2 separate regions of the Homo sapiens genome follow, and region 1 is linked to region 2. Evidence: chromatin loops called from intact Hi-C (ENCODE). Cell type or tissue: psoas muscle. All regions are shown on one strand. Region 1 overlaps VPS13C (vacuolar protein sorting 13 homolog C). Region 2 overlaps VPS13C (vacuolar protein sorting 13 homolog C).

The links. A loop is a pair of places that touch in the nucleus more often than their neighbours do. Peaks named below come from ENCODE experiments on the same cell type or tissue, not always from the same donor. Only the 100,000 strongest peaks of a DNase experiment are listed, where the experiment ranks them.
Region 1: a loop joins it to region 2, with 1.9 times the contacts of the local background. A loop is called at or near these places in 11 of 110 quality-filtered maps.

The regions. Positions count from the first base shown.
Region 1 is chr15:61,912,830-61,917,829 of GRCh38, forward strand. VPS13C (vacuolar protein sorting 13 homolog C) reads right to left here. Exons shown (of 85, transcript NM_020821.3): 60 at 4,512-4,806; 61 at 2,804-3,193; 62 at 482-586. Among named protein-coding and RNA genes, the nearest start is that of VPS13C, 150 kb to the right of the region's middle. In psoas muscle, no CTCF peak of the experiment used is centred here; no DNase peak of the experiment used is centred here; H3K27ac peaks cover 589 bases.
Region 2 is chr15:61,972,701-61,977,700 of GRCh38, forward strand. VPS13C (vacuolar protein sorting 13 homolog C) reads right to left here. Exons shown (of 85, transcript NM_020821.3): 24 at 4,382-4,499; 25 at 1,588-1,717; 26 at 754-832; 27 at 1-64. Among named protein-coding and RNA genes, the nearest start is that of VPS13C, 85 kb to the right of the region's middle. In psoas muscle, no CTCF peak of the experiment used is centred here; no DNase peak of the experiment used is centred here; H3K27ac peaks cover 3,410 bases.

The sequences.
Region 1 (5,000 bases), 60 kb before region 2:
CCCCTTCCTGTGTCCATGTGTTCTCATTGTTCAATTCCTACCTATGAGTGAGAACATGCGGTGTTTGGTTTTTTGTCCTTGCGATAGTACACATGAAAAAATGCTCACCATCACCGGCCATCAGAGAAATGCAAATCAAAACCACAATGAGATACCATCTCACACCAGTTAGAATGGCGATCATTAAAAAGTCAGGAAACAACAGGTGCTGGAGAGGATGTGGAGAAATAGGAACACTTTTACACTGTTGGTGGGACTGTAAACTAGTTCAACCATTGTGGAAGTCAGTGTGGCGATTCCTCAGGGATCTAGAACTAGAAATACCATTTGACCCAGCCATCCCATTACTGGGTATATACCCAAAGGACTATAAATCATGCTGCTATAAAGACACATGCACACATATGTTTATTCCAACTTGTTTGTTGAACTGTAGCAAAGGTGAACGGAATCAAAGGTAAATAAGGAAGCAGAATCTTACCAGGTACTCCATATTGTTGGCAGGACACTTCACACACCCATAACTTCCCACTGTATCCAATGAGAAACTACTGGACCAGGCACTGGTTGAAATTTTTAATTGTACCTATACCAGAGAGCACATATCGTCATATAAGAAATCTAAAACACTATAATAATTTTATTTGAGAGAAAGTTGCTGGACTACTAGAAATTTCTTTAGTACCGTGGGACACAGAAATATATAATCAAAGCCATATTGCAAACAGGTAACAGAACCACAAAAAACTCTAGGGAACAACAAAACAAAAACTTCCTGAGAAAGTTTGAATGAGAAAGTTCTGACTTTCTCATTCACCTATGCAATGAGTATAGTAAATCTAGATACCAATGAGATTATGTATTGTTTTTAAAAAGAATTATAATGCAAAACGATGTTTTCCAGTGATAGACTTATGACATAGAGCTAACAAATTTTTAAAGTCTTAGCATAAAGAGAATTTATGTCTTCAACATTGTTCAGCAGACACTACATTAAAGACATTGTGACAGGCAGAATGGAAGACAGCAGGACACAGTTCCTGTCTTCGATGAGCTTCCAACTAGACAGAGAGATTAGGAAATACATACGAAAAATTATGATACAAGACTCAATGGGATAAGAACCATACAAGAGGCAAAAAATGCTATAGAGGTGAGAGGATAAATAGTTTACTTCTGGTTCTGGGATTTAGATAAAGTTTTATAGAAGAGATCAAATTGTGCCCTTGTATTAATCTCACCTTCACCCACCCAATTAGTTTGTAAAAAACTTGAGGACAACTAGAGGTCAGACACATATACAAGCAATTACAATACCATGTGTTAATCAACACTCAAAGAGAGTGGAGTTGCCAAAGCATCACCTGTTGGAAATGCAAATTCTCAAACCATACCCAGACCTACTGAATCAAACTCTACAGACAGGACCCAGCCATCAGTGTTTAAAACCCTTCAGGTGCCATGCGTGGTGGCTCACACCTGTAATCCCAGCATTTTGAGAGGCCGAGGCTGGCAGATCACCTAAGGTCAGGAGTTCGAGACCAGACTGGCCAACATGGTGAAATCCCATCTCTACTAAAAATACAAAAATTAGCACTGTGTGGCGGCAGGCACCTGTAATCCTAGCTACTTGGGAGGTTGAGGCAGGAGAATCGCTTGAACCCGGGAGGCGGAGGTTGCAGTGAGCCAAGACCACACCACTGCACTCCAGCCTGGGCAACAAGAACAAAACTATGTTTCTTTTTTTTGAGATGGGGTCTCACTCTATCGCCCAGGCTGGAGTGCAATGGTGCAGTGCAGAGCTGACTGCAACCTCTGCCTCCCGGGTTCAAGTGATTCTCCTGCCTCAGCCACCCGAGTAGCTGAGATTACAGGCATCTGCCACCACGCCCAGCTAATTTTTGTATTTTTAGTAGAGACGGGGTTTCACCAGGTTGGCCAGGCTGGTCTCAAACTCCTGACCTCAGGTGATCCACCAGCCTCAGCCTCGCAAAGTGCTGGCTGGGATTTACAGGCATAAGCCACCGAGCCTGGCCAAAACTCTGCCTTAAAAAAAAAAAAAAAAAAAAAAAAAAAAAAACCTTTAGGTGTTTCTAATAATGTACACTGAAATTTGAGAACCACTACTCCTGTACAAACACGGATGGGATGTCTAGGCCCATTTTAAATGGTTAGAAAATCTTCATATATATCAGGCTTGAGCAGAATGCCAAAGGATGAACAGCAGATATCAGGAACGATGAAGAAGACAGAAAAAAAACAGGGGAAGAGGCACTGTAGGCAAAGGGTGCAGCATATACAAAAGCCTAGAGGTGAGTCCTTGGGGAAATGTGTGGTGAGGGATACCAAAATGTGAGCCTGAAGAGGAAAGAAGAGACCAGAGCATAAAGGATGAGGCTTAGGCATTAGGTTTCTCTCCCAAAGGCCTGCCTGAGTGCTTCACACATAGGAAGGCTCAACTAATATATGCCAAATTCAATGGTTACATCTTTAGAAATGCCATTTCATCACTGGTAAAGTACATAAATTCAAGCTATTCTATCTACTATACTACTACTACTACTACTACTACTTCAAGAACAGAGGTAACTCTATAGGCATTGGAGAAAAGGGCAACTCATAGTCTCAGGAAACCTATTAGTTCCTAACATCCCACTTGATTACGCTTAAGTCTCCTTGAACCTAATTCACACCAATGGCATTTAGCAAATAGGTTAGCATGGTTTTAGGGAAGACAAATGACTCCCAAGTTTCTAGATTAGGAATTTATCTGCTTTAACTTATTATGTGAACAAAACCACACCTTATTTTTAGTAAAAATGTTCTTCTTCTTGAAAGAAAATAAAATAATATCCCTGAAATCAGCTGGATGTTTCACATGAATATCTTCTGAACGATACTGGAGAACCCGGGTAGTCTTGTTGATTAACCAATAGGGACTAAAGACAGACAGCACCATCCGGCTGCCAATTCTCCTGACGTGGACTGACAGGTCGACTGTCGTCACTTCTGTGGAGTCAGAAGAAAAACACACAGGAAAGAATTCTGGTAGTGTATCACGTATGCGGAAATGTCCATTCCAGTTTTTGCCCTGGTATTTCACCAGGACTAATTCCATTATTTCACCACTGATTCTCGAATGCAGAACATCAGCAGTACTGCCTTCTGCCAGCTCATGAGTTTCTGCTGTTCCCTAAAAACAAACAAAAATTCGCTGAGTAACTTTTTAAAAACTCTGAAATAACAAAATTCTTATTTTTCACAAATGCTAAATAAACTACCAGATGCATGTAAACTGCTAAGTCTTCTGTGAAGTACCATGCTTACATATTACAAATGTCCAGTACTCACCAAGGACTAAAAAGAAAACGCTACACCATAGCCACAGGCAGAAACTGACTTTGGCCATTAGGAGGCTAATAGCCATCAGTTTTGTGAAAAAATCAGGTCTATATCAAGAGTCAAAGACTAGATTCAGGAAGCCTGGCTGTTGTCCATTAGAGCTATGTCATTAAATGAGCCACTTAACTGCCTGGCCTTCAGTTTTATCCTCTAATTATAGACCATGACTAATGGTTCCCATATGAATGGAATAAGAAAATTATTCTTATTTACTAGTCAGAGTAAAAAGTTACTCTGACGAGTTATCTAAGTAAGGTGGCATTATTTGAAAAATGAATAATAACATATAAACCATGTTTCCTTACTAAAAATCTCCTTACATAAATACTATTTAATTCTTATAAAATACTCATATAAATACTATTTAATTCATTTAATTAATTTTTGTCTCCACAACTCAGGAATGGCTCATTGTCAGATAAAAAAACATGTAGGTTCCAAACACTTTCCAGATTTTCATATTTTAAAATATACTGCCATACAGAAATTTTAAAATATTTATCATATACCATTACTAGAAAATCTTTATTACTTCTTAAGACAGACAGTAATTATTTTTTTTATTTTCCAAGGTTTATTTTCAATAGAACCTTGAAGAAACAATCATAATATTGACTTTAAAATAAAAACTTTAAGATGAAATATTTTCTCATTTTTTCCTATCTTTTAGTTAATGGAATTTTACTTAATTAATAAACAGACGATCATGCTTCTTAATTTAAGGAAGATACAGTAAAGAGGCAGGGATCAAAAAGCCAAACTGCCTAGGTTCAAATCCCAGCTCCACCACTTCCTAGCTATGGGACCTTGAGCCAGTCACTTAACCCATTTTCAACTCAGTTTTCTTATGTGTAAAATGGGCCTGATAATAGTACCTACATCAGGAGGTTATTATAAAGAGTAAATAGGCTAATACATGTAAAGCACACAGAGCAGTTCCTGGCACATAGTAAATGTTATGCCAGTTTTTGCTATCATTAACATTATGAAGGCATTACACATTACACATACGCTATATAAAACACTGACCTCACTTAAAAATACCATAAAACAAAATCAGAATTTACTCTGTGCAACAACAAAAATCAAACAAAATGCAAGAGACATACCTCAAGTAAATATCTTAGGGAATATGGGAGAAGATTCCGCAAAGTGAGAGAAGGATAAAGATGAATAATGTAAGCTACATCCCAGTCTTCCCCATGTGTACATATGTAGCTCAATTCATCAGGCAGAGCAACTGTATTCACTATGAGAGGTAAGAAGCTGACTTCTACTGATGGACACTGCAACATGCATCTGACTTCCCTGCTCCTATGAAGTTCTTCCTTCCAGGAAATATAAGTGGTAGATTCTTTGTACTGATGCTCTAAGATTCCAGCTGGCTGGATAAACAATTGACATCTGCAGAAAGAGGAAACAGTGACAATAAAGTTTTGATCCACAACTTAAAAAAAAGCATCTCATTAAATCTTCCTGACAACTCTACAAGATAGGTGCTATTATTCCTGTTTTTACAGATATACAGATGAGGAAACCAGGGCTAAAAAAAAGGTTAGGAAATTCACCCAAAATCACATAGCTAACTTACGGAGGAC
Region 2 (5,000 bases):
CCTTTCATACTTTTACAAGTCTGTGGTTCTCCATCTTCAGCATCAAAATACTCATCATCAGACTCTAAAGGAAAAAGACATTTATTTGATCTGAGACAATGTACATTGAAAACTGCATGAAACACTCAAATCTAAATCTCTAAAAAGTGAAATTCATTTATTAGATATAATCTTCATATTCAGCATCAGAATAGCTGCCTTTTTTAAACTTCTACCAAGTGACTCAACCTGCCATGTAATAATCACATTTGAAATCAAATAGCACTATGTTCTTTTCTTCAATGGTTCTGTTTTTCCCTATAGTTCATTCACTCAATATTCAACAAAATATTTATTGGGCATTATCTACCACGTATCAGGCTGTGCCAGCCAGTAAGGATACCAGAATGACCACGATAGACATGGTCCTGTCCTGATGAAGCTTACATTCTAGTTCAAAATTAAAACAGATCAATTAGGTCAAAGTTAGAGAAAAGCTCATGTAGAGATTGGGGCCAAAAAAAGTAGTTTATTTAGAATCTTAAGTAAGCATTGTCAACTACAAAAAAAAACCCTTCATTTGTCCAACGAAGACAGAAACTTGGGCTTAAAGGGGATAAGAGACTCAGAGTCACACTAATGTAGCACAACTAGAACTAAAACCAGTAAATTACTACAGCACTTTCAGACTGCCCTTATTTTCTGAAAATGTTATCTCTGTATAACAATGTATAGGCTTAATTTAATAGAGAAAGAGTATTTTACTTTCCTTACCTGATTCCACAGTGTCTAGCAATAGTGAAGTACCAAGTAGACCTTTTGTACCACCTGAAATAATAGGAATTGAGGATACCTAGCAAAGAATACAAAAAGTTTTCTTAAAAAGGATGACTTAGCAGGATTAAATGTCATAAATGAGAGGAAGACTAAAAAGTAATAGAGGATAAAGAGATATGGAAAGACACATACACACAATATAACACAATATACAAATCTTCCAACAAGATATATTGTGTAATCAACTAATAATTGGCTAGAATTTACAAATTATTAAGTCTACCACCCACATCTACAAGGGCAAAACTAAGCCCAGCTCTAGTAAGTTAGTCTATTATTACTGTATATCATTTACATTCTGTCTATTACAATATTAAAGTACATCTTTTTTATAGGTCCTTGGCACAGGGTATCATCATGAGCTGGCTTTATCAAATTTCATTTCAAAGTAGAAATCCAACATTTCTACTGTGTAAAGCCTTGGCACATGGTATCACCATGAGCTGGCTTTATCAAATTTCATTTCAAAGTAGATATCCAAAATTTCTACTGTGTAAAGATCAATTTCAATTAAAGTGATCTAGAACTTATAAGCCTAACATATAAGAAAATTTTATATCAATTGTTTTATTTGCAAGATTCTAAAGAAGGTTTTTGTTAGTTTTTTTCCCCTCTAGCTTTATTTAAAACACATTATAAATTTGAAAGACATTTTACTTTCATTTCTGTACTTTTGGTCCTTTCACTTATAAACCTTGCCCTGAAACTGACTTTTCATCACTGCTCTAAAACAATAAAAATAGGGTTATACATTTTATTGTATCTATTTACCTGTCTCTCTGGAGACTGGGCTGATGATTTCTGTGGCAAAGGTATACTGTTCATCAAATATAGCACATCTTTCATCTTCTGGTCAGAAATTCTCACATGCATCAAAGGAAGTCCTCCTGACACTTTAAATCTAAAAATACAATTCAGTGGTTTTAAGTCAGCATCTCTACATTACAAACGAGGGAAAGAATTGCATTAATGTAATTAGATTAAAACATGCCTAAACTTTTGACATGTTTTAATCTAATTACACTAATGCCTCATTTAGACAACATTGTCAGGAAATGGGAAGTTCTATGTTAGCTAAGTTTTCAGATAATTTCAACATATCCCTCTTAAGTAGCCAAATCTCTTTAACTTAACTAATTTTTAGGAAAATCTTTCCAAACACAATTCTCTACCTTTCAAAACCAAAACACTACTTCCTGGTATCAAAGATTCTTATTATAAACATCAAAGAGTATTTAACCTCATCACTTTCTATCCCATTGCCTTGCTTTATTTCTTTCTATATATAGCACTTGGCAGCACCTGACATATCACATTTATATTTGTTTATGTCTCCTCTGATTAAAATGTCAGCTCCATGAGGACATCTGTTTTACTCACTACGAATCACCACTGTGCTTTTATCAGTTGCTTACTTTTTGGCAGGTGCTTCTATTCTGTTTCCCTACTCAATGTAATTGCCTCAGGTTTATTTGTCTCAATAGCCTTGTGGCAGCTAGTCATAAAGCTCTTTCTAGCTGTTGTTGTTTATCTTTGGCTTCCTGACTAAGCTGTGAACAGCTCAAGCTGACAGATGCCTAATTGCTGGATGCCACACTGGGGTACAGTAAAGCACTGTAGAGAGGGAAATATAAAGCACTAAATGCCTATATTGGAAAAAAACTAAGGTCTCAAATCAGTGACCTCAGCTTCTACCTTAAGAAACTAGGACTGAAAAGCAAACGAAATCCAAAGTAAGTAAAAGAAAGAAATAATAAATATCAGAGAGGAAATCAGGAAAAAAAAGAATCAAAAGAGAGAAGATAATGGAAACCAATAGCTGGTTCTCCCAGAAGATCAACAAAATTGATAAACCTCTGATCACAGTGATCAGGAGAAAAATAGAAAAGGCACAAATTACTAACATCAGGACTAAAAGAAATAACATCACTACAGATTCTTCGTGTATTAAATAGGTAAGAGGAAAGCATTATGAACAGTTTTATGCCAATACATTCAACAACTAAGATGGACAAATTCCTTAAAACACACAAACTCAAAACACTTGGAACATACAGATCATACAGAAGAATAGATAATCTAGCCCTATATCTATGAAAAAACATGAATTTGTAGTTAAATACCTCTCAAAATGAAAACTCCAGGACCAGACGACTTTACTGGTGAATTCTACCTAGCATTTTAGGAAGAAATAATACTAGTTCTACACAGTATCTTCCAGAAAACTCAATGCATGAGGCCAACATCATTATCCTGATACCAAAACAAGAAAAGCAAAGACCAATATCCCTCACTAACACAAATATAAAACTTTGTAACAAAATTTTGGCAAAACAAGTCCAAAAATATTTTTAAAAATAATACATATGGGTTGAGTATCAGAAATGGGGCAAGAAGTATTTAAGATTTGGGAATATTTGTATTACATAATGAGATATCCTGCAGATAGGACCCAAGTCTAAACATGAAACTGATTTATGTTTCATTCATACCTTGTACACACAGTTTGAAGGTAATTTTATACAAAATTTTTAATAATTTTGTGCAAGAAACGAAGCTTGTGTTAAGAACTTATGTGCAGAATTTTCCACATGTGTCATCATGTTGACTCTCAAAAAGTTTCAAATTTTGGAGCATTTCAAATTTTTGGTCTTTGGATTAGGGATGTTCATCATTACCAAGTGAGGTTAATCGGTAATGAAAAGTTGGTTTAACATCCACCTGATAAAGGGTATCAGTGAACGACTGATACATACAACATGAATGAATCTCAAATTAATTATGCTGAATAAAGGGTATCAATAAACTGATACATACAACATGAATGAATCTTAAATTAATTATGTTGAATTAAAGATGTTAAACAAAAAAGTTAAAAGTCTAACATTCTATTTATATAAAATTCTAGAAAATTCTAACAAATCTATAGTGTCAGAAAGCAGACCAATGTTGTCCAGGGACTGGGGGAAGAGAAATTTAAGTAGGGAAGGAAAGAAAGGAATACAAAGGGGGAACAAGGACACTTTTGGAGATGGTGTGTTCATTGTCTTAACCATGATGATGGTTTCACGGCTATATAGCTAAGGCAATATTTATCAAACTGTAAACTTTAAATGGATGCAGCTTATTGAACATCAATTATATTTCAATATAGCTGTTTTTTAAAAACAGTATAAACATTTCATAACTGTCTACTTAAATTCAAAATTAATTTTCTATTTTTATGTCCTTTGATTTTTCTCAGGATTATATGGGATTTCATTATCAAAAGAGCCTCTAATGTGTTCGAAGATTTTATTTTGTTGATATTAAGCATTGGATTCGATTCATTCAAAAACATGAACCATCAACTTTTACAGAATGTAAAAGTCCAAATATTTCTGAAATAAGTGTTGATGTATAATTCAAATATACATTTTCTTAAAAATGTATTTCTGCTGCAAATTGGAATAATCATTTTTGCTGTCTCCCACAGAAATCTATCTTTGCTTCCTTAAATTCTAGCAACTGATGCAGACATATTTCACCTGTTGATTTTCTAATATAAAAGAAGTTTATACATTACCTGGCCATTCTAATGTCTTTTTCTACCATGGCCTTAGCCAACTCAACATGAATATCCATGGGTTGCAATATATGCATAGTTGATGGATGCTGAAATCGACACTTTTTCCAGGTTTCCTCTTTAAAAAATAATTTAAGATATTATTTATTATTTTTACAAACAGCCATGGAACATGGATAAATATTATTTTTAATGAATATTATTTTAAATTGTCAGACATTCTATGGAAAATCACTATAAATTAATCCAGAATCAATGATTACCAATTTTCACTTCTTTCAGCGTATCAGTTAAATAACCTATGCTTTTTAAATACAGACTGACAGGATCAAAGACTGTGATATAAAATAATTCTATTTGGAGAATGTTCACATAACATCTTGCATTTCAAAGTAAACAGGAAAAACAAAGCCCAGGATCTATTACCTCAATTCCAGAATTAGTGACTAAGGTTGATAATTACAGTGAAAAGAGGAGGAAAAACAAGAAAAAAGAAAAAGAAGTATGGGGTTCCTAAGTACAATATTTACACCCAGCTTGGCATACAATTCCAAAGCAAAGCAGAGTTTTATCAAACAAAATTTCATGACCAAAAATGTATAATAATCACTTTTCTTCA